2 separate regions of the Homo sapiens genome follow, and region 1 is linked to region 2. Evidence: chromatin loops called from intact Hi-C (ENCODE). Cell type or tissue: PC-3. All regions are shown on one strand. Each heading gives the region's core, and the rest is flanking DNA. Links, peaks and the distances in the headings are about the cores only.

What was found. Hi-C counts contacts between places; a loop is a spot of excess contacts. Peaks named below come from ENCODE experiments on the same cell type or tissue, not always from the same donor. Only the 100,000 strongest peaks of a DNase experiment are listed, where the experiment ranks them.
Region 1: a loop joins it to region 2, with 2.0 times the contacts of the local background. A loop is called at or near these places in 1 of 110 quality-filtered maps.

The regions. Positions count from the first base shown.
Region 1 is chr2:149,774,586-149,780,167 of GRCh38, reverse strand. The region is part of intron 2 of MMADHC-DT (MMADHC divergent transcript); the gene reads right to left. All of the region lies in intron 3 of LINC01931 (long intergenic non-protein coding RNA 1931), which reads left to right. Among named protein-coding and RNA genes, the nearest start is that of LINC01931, 82 kb to the left of the region's middle. In PC-3, for the core only: a CTCF peak has its summit at 2,195; no DNase peak of the experiment used is centred there.
Region 2 is chr2:149,986,902-149,992,483 of GRCh38, reverse strand. No RefSeq gene overlaps it. Among named protein-coding and RNA genes, the nearest start is that of LINC01931, 130 kb to the right of the region's middle. In PC-3, for the core only: no CTCF peak of the experiment used is centred there; a DNase peak (open chromatin) is centred at 2,773; H3K27ac peaks cover 2,427 bases.

The DNA of each region.
Region 1 (5,582 bases), core at 635-4,634, 210 kb after region 2:
CGGGCAGATCACCTGAGGTCAGGAGTTTTACCAGCCTGACCAATATGGTGAAGCCCCGACTCTACTAAAAATACAAAAAACAAAACAAAACAAAAAAAACAGCCAGGCGTGATGGTGGGCATCTGTAGTCCCAGCTACTTGGGAGGCTGAGACTGGTGAATTGCTTGAACCCAGGAGATGGAGGTTACAGTGAGCCGAGATCACCTGGGCTACAGGGTGAGACTCCATCAAAGAAAGAGAAGGAAAGAGAAGGGAAGAGAAGAGGAGGGAATAGAAGAGAAGAGGAGAGGAGGGGAGGGGAGGGGAGGGGAGAAGGAAGGAAGAAAGAAGAGAAGAGAGCTAAACAGAGAGAGAGATCTCCATACCTGGAGAGGTTCTCCCCTGGGCCTTGAACTAAGTGTTGATCAGTGTATTTATGTAAGGAAATTATCCATGGCCAGGGAAAGAACCACTCAATAGGAGAAAAGGAAAAAAATCCTTAAAGCTCACACAGAAACAGGAATTGTTTGTATTCCAGTTGTATTCCCCACCAGTCGGTGAGAATCAGAAAATCTCATAATTCAGGGATTTGCCTCAGCAGTATTCTAAGCAAAGCTAGATTAAAGACTACTTTGGTCCTGCATCACAAAGCTTAAAGGCAAGCTTCAAAAGGATCAAATAACTAACAACTTATCTGTGCCTCAGAGAAAAGTTCAAGAACATTTATAGGAATACAGAAATTTCTAGTTCCTCAAAAGGAAAAATTTATGTATTACATCCCATTAAAAATTACCATGCATGCAACGAAGCAGGCAAATACTACACATAATAAAGAGAAAAATCAATCAATTGAAATTGACCAAGAAGTGACACAGATGATTGAATTAGTAATTACAGGATGTTAAAACATTCATTTATTATAATTGTATTCTATATGTTCAAGGAGGCAAAGGATTTTTTCCCCCTAGACAACTAAGATGCTTCAAAGAGTTCTTTATACTTGTCATCCTTGCTTTCTCTCCTCCTGCTTCTCTCAAACCCACTCCAATCAGTTTACATCCACATTCCTCTACACACAGTTCTCAAGGCCATCATGACCTCCGTGTTGTCATGCCCTTGGTCTGTCCTCCATCTTCATCCTCTTCGACCCATGGGCAGCAGTTGACACTTTAGTTCATTCCTTTATTTCTTGAAATTCTTCACTTGCCTTCTAGGACACCACTCGCTCAGGTTTTCTCCTATTTTCTCAGCTACTGCTCTTCTGACCTTTTTGCTTGTTTCTCTTCATCTTCCTGACCTTTAAATTTTGGAATATTCCATGGTTTAGTTCTCAGGTCTTTTTCCTTCCCTATCTATATTCATTCCTGAGGTGATCTTATCTGGTCTCAGGACTAAACACCATCCACACAACTCCCAAATGTACATCTCCATCTCCAGCCTAGATATCTTTCTAAATTCCTGAATTCTGTAATTAAATGTCTAATACGTATTCCAAACTTCACAAGTTGAAAGCACTTGATTTTTCTGACCTAGCTTTGCCCAACTTTTCTTCCTATAGGCTTTCCCATGTCAATACATGTCATACTTCTTCTCAGCCACGAGTCTCAGTCATCCTTGAGATTTTTTCTTTTACAACTCACATCTGCTCCACCAGGAAATCTTGATGCTTCTACTTTCAAAGAGTATCGAGAATTCAACCACTTCCAACCACCTCCACTGTCCCCTCCCCCATATATCTCATATGGATTACTGTCATTACTTCCAGAGTGGTCTTTCTGCTTACACTTTCGCTTATTTCCAGCCTGTTTACCATCCAGCAGCCAGAAAAAATCTTTACGAATTCAAGTCATAACTCATCACTGCTCCACTCAAAGCCCCCCAACACTGTTTATTTCATTGACAGTAAAACCTCACTGGTTTTACAATGGCTGAAAAAGCCCTGCTCAATCTCAGAGCATGGGTTCCACCCAACCCCACCTGCTTCAGCTTCCACCACTTTATTCCTTCCTCTGTCTGCTCCATTGTCACTGGCCTCCTCGCTTGTCCTTAGACATACCAACACACCCTCACCGTTGCACCTCCTGTTCCCTCAGCTTGGAATCATCTTTGGCTGGTAAATCTATGCCCTGTTTCCCTATGTCCTTCAAGTCTCTGCTCAAATGTCTTTTTCTCAGAGAAGCCTTTCCTAATCACCCTGTAGGAGGAGCACATCCTATCTTTTTCTCTAGATTATCAGCTAAATGAATGAATGAATATTCATCTTCTAATGCAATTATCTCTTTAGAGTAGAGATATGGGAGTGGGATCACTGACTCCAAGGATATAGATATTAAAGATATATTTGACATATTTGACCAATTTATGTTCCTATCAACAGAGTACACAACAATGCCATTGCCCCAACCCTCACCAAAAGCAGTCTTGTCAATTGCTTTTATTTTTAGTGAACTGATAGGCAAAATATTTTTTATTCAATTTTTTTTTATTCAAATTTTGGGATTAGTTGCATGTTTTATGTATATTTTATCAAGAATTTGTACATGTATCATTTATGTATATTCCTAGATTATGTTATTTGTTCACTTTTATATTATGATTATTTCTTTTTTTGACTTGTTCAGTGTATTATATCTGTTTAAATTGTAAAAGGAAGAAAAAAGGCAAAATAAAGCTTGAGATTATAGGACATGGAATGTATTTTTCAAAAACAGACACAAATTGAACTTCTAGAGATTAAAATATATATATAATATATTGTATATATTATATATATTATATTATATATCTATATTATATTACATATATTATATAATATATATATACACACATACATATTTTATTTCTAAAACTGTGCATTTAGGCAACAGGGCATAAATAGTGAACTGAAGACCAAATTAATATCGCTTTCTGGCCCAATTAAGTGTACATTTCCATTTTGCCTTTTCTGTAACCTGCTTAGATCCCACCTTGTATTATAGAACACTGAGGAAATCACTTAACTTCTCTGAGCTGTACTTTCTTCACTCATGAAATGGTGGTAACACTAACCTGAAGAAATATTGAGAGAATTAGAAAAAGTCTGTACACGTCATGGGTCAGTAGTCCTAACAAAGATGCCTGTTTGGTGCTGCCTTTGCTGTCCACCACTGCAGGTGTTGAGGAAGCATCTCTCCCACCAGCTTACGCCCACCTGAGCACCAGAACCCCCAGTGGGCTGGGGACAGAAGTTTCCCATTTTCGGTGTCTTAATTTCAGTATCCAAGGACTTCTTCTCAGCTGGTCCCAAGATGTCTAGTAGGCTTCTGAATTAGGTTATCTAACAGCCCTGAGTAATACTTTACTGAATCAAGTATTAAAATTATAAGCAAAAAGAAATAAAACGTGGAAACTACAAGAAACCAAACCTGTCCCGCAGTATATTTTGAAAGACACCTAAAACTATTTTCAATGTAGTATTTTACATTTTTTATTGTGGATTATAAAACATTTACAGGAAATGCCACAAAATTAAATGTATCATTCAATAAATTTTCATAAAGTAAACATGAATGTGGCCACCACCCTGGTCAAAGAAACAGCCGGGTGCTGAATGCTGGGTGCTGGGTGCTGGTGCTAGTGCTGTAGGAGCTTATAGGCACCACAGGAACTTCCCTACATAGCCCCTACCTCTAATCATTATTCTTTCTTCCTCCTCTACAAAAGAAATCACTATCCTGAATTCTAACATTATAATTTAGTTTTGCCTGTTTTTGAGTGTTGTGTAAATAGAATCATATCGTAGATGTTCCTCTATAATTGACATTTTTCTCTCAATACTGTGTTCATGAAATATATGCATGCTACAGTATGTAGCTATAGTTTTTAATTTTTATTGCTGTATAACATTTCTTTGTGTCAATATTCCATAAATAAATAAACTAATAGTTTATTGATCCAGGACACTATTGATTGATCTTTGAGTTATTTCTAGTTTGGGGGATTTTAAAGTAATATTATTATAAACCCTCATGTATCCAACTCTTGGTGTTTCTTTTGTATAATAATCTGACAATAAAGTTTATGGTTCATGGTATATATGTATTATCTATTCTTAGTAGATAATATCAAACAGCAGTTTTCTAGGTGGGTGCACTAATATTCACTCCCACTCACAACCAGTTCCAGGAACTCTACACATTTGCCAACATTTGGTATTGTTGATATCTTGATTTTTATCTACTCTAATACATATGCAGTGGTACATCATTTGGTATTAATTCACATTTTTCTTAAGACTAATAAGGTTTTCCAGGCATATTGGCCATTTCCTAACCTTGCTGGCCATTTGTACATCTTTTGTGAAATGTCTGTTCAAGTCGCTCCAATTTTTTCACTGTTATCTATATTTTGCTTACCAATTTGTATTCATTCTATATATATTCAGGACACAAAAGCCACTTATCAGATATACTTGTGGGAAATATCTTTTCTCCTTTCAGAACTTACTTTTTCCTGTATTTTTTGATAAATAAATAATTTTAATTTAGATAAATTAATAAATCTTTTCCTTTGTGGTTATCTTTCTCTACTGAAGGGAATAAAGCACTTTTTCCTATTATCTTCTGGAAGCATAATTTGTTTTTTACAATTAAGTTTACTATCTTTCTGAAATTAATGTTCATTTATGGTATATGGTAAAGATCAAATTTATATTTTCTATATTGATATTCAATTTACTCAAAACCATTTATAGAAAAGAAACTCTGTACTGCTCTACACTAGCAAATTTGTAATGAATTAAGTGTGCATTTGTGTTTCAGTCTGTTTCTGGGCTCTCTATTTTATTCTACTAGCCTATTTATCAATACTTGAATAAATACCACATTAGCCTGAAATTGTATACTAATTCTTAATATCTTCACCAGAAAGTCCTTCTGTCTTGTTTTCCACTATATAAGTATGTCAGCTAATTTTAGTTCAGTATGTTTCTATGTTTTAGAATTAGCATGTTAAGTGACATACAACATACATACAAACATAAAAATTATTGAAGTATTTTATGGGAATACATAGATACTATAGATCATTTTGAGAAGAAATGACATCTTTACAATATCATTTATTTATTTAGGTCTTCTCTAATTTCTACAAATAATGCTTTATAGTTGTCTTTGAAGCCCTCTCGCATATTATTAACTCAATTTATTTCTAGATAAACTGTATTTTAAATTTCATTGTGGAAAAAATACAACATAAGCAACACCATTCTGAACATAGGAACTGGCAAACAGTTCATGACAAAGATGACAAAAGCAATCACAACAAAGGCAAAAATTGACAAATGGGATCTAATTAAACTAAAGAGCTTCTGCACAGCAAAAGAAACTATCAACAGAGTAAACAATCAACCTACAGAATGGGAGAAAATTTTTGCAAACTATGCATCTGACAAAGGTTTACTATCTAGCATCTATAAGGAACTTAAACAAATCTACAAGAAAAAAACAAACAACCCCATTAAAAAGTGGGCAAAGACCACAAACAGACACTTTTCAATAGATGACATACATGCAGCCAACAAACATACAAAAAAAAGCTCAATATCTCTGATCATTAGAGAAATA
Region 2 (5,582 bases), core at 978-4,977:
GATCATTAGTTTTGCAGGCACAGCCAGATTTTCTTTCCCAGTTGAGTATTAGCCAAAATGCTCCTGCTACTTGAGAATGCATGTATCCTAGGCACTAAGCCTTAACTATTTTCAAAGTGTGCATATGATTTATAACAAAGTAGAAACAAATGTGCTTGTATTCTGTAACATTTCCTACCTTGGGATGTTGCACATGTCATTTATTCTGAGAAAAGAAACCTAGTCAAGAACCTGACAAGGAACCTTCACAGGTCTAGAATGTCAACTCTGAGAATCTGTCCTCTGAACAGCCTTCAGCATGACCCAGGAAACCTGGATCTCATGGATAGTCGTGGATGATCATCTGGTATCTCAGACAAGATCCCTCGTTGATCTTTTCAAGGTAGTTAGATTAGGTATTTTTAGATTCCTTCCAGTGCTAAAATCCTATTATTCTATTAATCTAGAAGCTTTTTATAAAGCTTTTCAACAAAAATAAAAATAAAGCTTTTCAAAAATATGTATTTTTTTTTTTTTTGTTGATACTGCAGGGGAACCAAAATACTTGCATTGGAAAGGGTTAACAAAAAGAGTCACACAAAGATAAAGCATCAATAAATAGAAAACTTGCCAGCATAAAGCTAGAGAAATGGCCTTGGTATCTAAGGGACAATCACTTCTTTAAACATAAGCTCCAAGGTCCTGCCAGAAATTCAGTATCCGCATTTTTGTGGTCTCCTTTCTCATAGATTATTATCTTTGGATGCTCTTCTGGTGGGTGGTCCCTTGTGCATAATGGAGACTGTTGATTCTGCAATAGGGCTTGACTTAAAATAATTATGAGTTTGGAATTTTCTAGTACTTAAGGCAGATTTCCTTTTCTAAGAACCTCCCTGTTTTACTTAACCTCCAAAAGGAAGTTTGGAGTACTGCTGGTAAATCAACTTGCTTTTTACTGGGAAATTCCTAGTTTGCCATTTAAAGTTGGCCATTTGCTTTAAAGCAAATTATCAAAGCAGTGGGGCACTTACCTGTATCTTGTTCTCTTAGTTTCAAACGACAGACAAGTTATGGATCTTCTCTGAGGATGCTGGTTCATCTTGGTTGTGATTAACATGAGATGGATTTTATATACTGACCTAAGTGAACTATGCTCCAGTCTTTTAAAAGTTAAGGTTGGCCAAGTTTGGCTGCCGAACAAAGTCACAGTGACCTTCTTTTTAATCTTACATGTACCCTTAAGGTATTAGATAACTGATTAGATATTAGGTATAATATTAGATAACTTAAGGTATTAGATAACTGATTAGATATTAGATATGAATTAGATATTAGATATGAATTAGATAACTGATTAGGTATTAGATATAAATGAGAGGTATTAGATACGAATGAGAGATACTAGATATGATACTAGATATGAATTAGATATTAGATATGAATTAGATAACTGATTAGGTATTAGATATGAATGAGAGGTGGTTGCCCCACTCTAAAACAGAGGTTTGCAAACTACAACCTATGGCTCAAATTGAGTCTGTGGCTTGTTTTTGATAATAAAGTTTTGTTTGAACACAGCCACTCATTTGTTTACATATTATCTGTGGCTAATTTCATACATTGGCACAGTTGAGTAGCTAGTTGCAAAGGACAGAGACTATGTGTCTTGTAAAGCGTCTAACATATTTACTATGTGTCCCTTTACAGAAGAAGTTTGAAGACCCCTATTCTAAAATAATCCCATATGGAGACTGCCGAAAAACCAAAGGCTGAAGTTTTAAGAACTCTGACTTCTGAACAACATTTGATTGTGTTTGCTGTATTTAGAATAGTGTTGTCAAAGTTGAGTTTCCTAGAATGCTTGCTAGTTCTGCAGAATGTCACTAGATCTAACAGAAGAAAAGGGGAATTACAGTCAAATTTGGCAAATTCTGGAATAAGCCAAGTGAAACAGATTTAGTCTTTGTAGCCCTTTTCAGGTCACCAATATATATGACAACTCTACAAAAGAGGATTAGATACAGAATTTCATAAGTCACTTAGTCTTAGAAAACTTTCCTTTTTATGAGACCTTATAGAGTTAATGTTTAAGGAACATACTGTGGGAAAGATGATTTGTTTAGAGCACCAAAATCTGATCATACATTAGATTACCAAATGTGTGTGTCTTCAAGAATGCTTAACTTCAACAATAAGCTGGTTAACAGGAGAAAGGTGATTATCACAGATTTATTTTTACATAAAATTTGAAACTTTCAGTAGCAGTTAGCTCCTCACTGAGAGTGCATTAGGGACAATGTTATAGTGACGTCGCTATGAAGACAGAGCAGACTCGAACTCCATACACGAGACTTCACCTCAATGCAGAGAAATTCTCAGGCCCTTTCTTCACCCCTTACATTTTAAAAAAGCAGAAAGTTAGTGTTCAAATCACAGCCCCCAGTGAATGTTGCTTACTTCTGACCTGAGCACTTAGTATATGAAGGTTATGTGGGTGTCCAAAGGTCTAGGAAAGCCTTATGTGTCCTCTGGGGAAAGTTGCAACGAACAATAGAAAAGTTCCTGAATATCGGGAAATGTTTTCCCAAGATCAAGAGATTTATTGGTATGTGGGAAAGATTCCAAAGCAGCTCTGTTGGCTGAAACATTTCAATTTTGACTGCTAGCTGCCAGTGCCAGTTTTGTTAAAGGGCAATTTCAGTGCATTGGCACACAATGACCTAGGCTGCCTGAGTAACTTAGAACCAGTTAAATTGTGATGATGTTTCCAAAGGCAGAGTTTATTTTGCCAGCACACATATTTTTGAAATTCCTATTGACATTGTCACCTATTTGCCTAACTAAGAAGGTTATTGATAATGAGCCAGGTATGTGTTTGCTCAACCCAAGCAGGACTTAGAAACCAAAACAATTATTCCCCAGTTCAAAGAATCAAAGATTTGTCAGCTCTAGTGAATGACTTCCACCTTAAAGAATACTAGGAATGTGCCTGCTTGCCTATAGAATGACTGCTTTTACACTGGCTGATGTTTTTGCAGCCATATAGAACAGTAACCTTTGCTTAGTATGGGGGAAGGAGCTGAAAGGGATCAGGGTATGCCACCCCAAAATATGTCACTTTGGCATAAGAATTATTTTTGTGATATTTGTTGATTAGTGAATTTATTTAGTAAATATTTACTGAGGGCAGATGTCAGACCAACCATATGTCAGACAATGTGCTTGGTGCTAAGGATAAAACATTCAAAATAACAAACAAACATCCCTGTCCTCAAAGAGGCTTTAATTATGTTGGGAGAAATAGATGTTTTAAAATAAACATATTGTATATAATGAGCCAGGAATGAGGGACTGGGAATGCCAGAGGGATACAATGTCAAATAATGCCCTGGGAGAAGCTACCATTTGAGCAAAGATCTGCAGGAGGCAAGAAAAAGAGCACTGAGACTGTCTAGGGGAAGAATGATTCAGGCAATGGGACCAGCAAGGACAAAGGGCCTGAAGTGAGAGCATGATCAACATATTTGATCCTGAATGAGGAGGCTGGCATTAGTGGAGATGAGCAGGTAGACAAGTGGAGGTAAAGAGATGAGTGAGGTAATCAGTTTCCCTTCAATGCTGCTGTCCGTCTGTCCTCATGGCTCCATTTTCTTTGGCCACCTCTCTTGTCAGTACAGGTGAGCAACCTTCCACTCTTCTAAGTTACCTCGCCTATATGCTGGCAGTAGAGTTCATGTTTCACCTTCTCACGTGTATCTATGCTTTCTTTTCTAACCATGTTGAATTTTTAAAATAAATTGAATGATCATAGTAACAAGACAAAAATATAGTAAAATACTCAAGAGAGGACACATTGGAGCAAATAGACCTGGGTGCAGTTTCTGGATTCACGACTTCCTAGATAGGTCATCCGGGATGAATTATCCAAGTTTGCTGAGCTCATTTCCTCATTGAATGTCTAAATCAGGCAACATACATAGTGCTTATCACAGGCGTTGGCACATGGAAAGTGCTCAATAAATTTAGATTTCCTTAAAGAGTCAGGCAGACTAAAGTTCCAGAATCATCTCCCAACCCACACCACAACCACAACTTTACCAACATCACTCCAATTGCTGATAATGCATACTGGTTCTACTTTGTGGTACTCTGCATAGGATGTGTGTTTATAAAGAGACAATTTGCATTGCTCATGGTAGCACAGAAGTGCCTTGACTAATGGAAACCCTTCATTATTCCAAAAGCAACTTATAGCCATATTTCTCTGATTTTATCATTCCTTCCCTACTCAGAACTCAATCAAAATCTTTGAAATCTTTGAAATTTATGATGGTAATTATTTACAAGTATTTATTATTTAAAGAATTTTGAGACTGATTTTCCTGACAGATGTTCAAATGGTGTGAGTACTGCTGCAGATAGAGAGCTTGCTGTACTGGAAGCTGCATGCAAGTTCTACACAGAATCATTTGTAAGCATTTGCACCAGGGCTGGTGGACATAGCCTCCATATAAAATGGACCAAGAGATAAATTAGACAAGTAGTGTTCGATGCAGACATTCTCCAGCAGTTGACTAAATCCTGCTATGCAGTCCTGCTTCATGGGTTAACCCATGCCTGGCTTCTCCTTTAGTCTTCTACCTCCAGTGTCGTTTCTAAGTAATTTGTTCACCTCTCAGTTTAGTTTTATAGATGATTAAGGTTCTAGTGTTGGTCGGGGGAAGCTACTCAGAAGAGATTGATATATTTAAAATCTGCCAGGATTATGATGATTGAGGTCATTTAATACAATGAAAATTTTGATCTGGTTTTAGCTTTGAACTTGAGAATGTCAGATACCAAAACTATAAGCTGCTTAGGAACAGGCTAGATGAGAAAACATGCTACTTATTTCTCAGATGCTTTCTGTGAATATTAAATCTCAGACCTTGACATTGTGTGCAGCCTTCATGTTGGAAATTATAATTAGAAAATATCACATTAAGGGGACTTTGCTGAGTTATTTATACATTTGTGTCCTTTGGAATTATTGGCTCTGGCCTTCTCTGTGGAGGTAGCTGGGCTTAGCCTTTTCTCTGCGCAGGGGCTCTGGGCATGGGGGGTGCATACCCAGGACACTCGGGTCTGTAAGCTGAAGTATCCTCGCCCTCATGCCCTGGTATTCTCCTCACAATGGATTGCTTCCCATTTCCTTCGAGAGAGCACTGGGTATCAAGTCAGGCTTGTTCTCTTAACACTTGTACTGCCTTAAAAATCTTCTTCTAAAATGCATTTTATGCTTAGGCATTTACACAGAAGTACATTGCACCCTCTGACTCATAATTAGAATTCTTCCTAAAGACCCTGAGATTTCTGTGACTATATTCGTTTGCTCCACTGCTGCAGCAAAATATCATGGATGGGGTAGCTTAAACAACAGAAGCTTATGTTCTCACACTTTTGGAGCCTAGAAGTCCAAGCCCATTCTGAGGCCTCCCTCCTTGGCTTGCAGATGGCCGCCTTCTTGCTGTGTCCTCACACTGTCTTTTTTAGTGCATGTGTTTCTGGTGTCTCTTTTTCTTTTCCTAATCTCCTTTTCTTATAAGACACAAGTCAGATTGCTT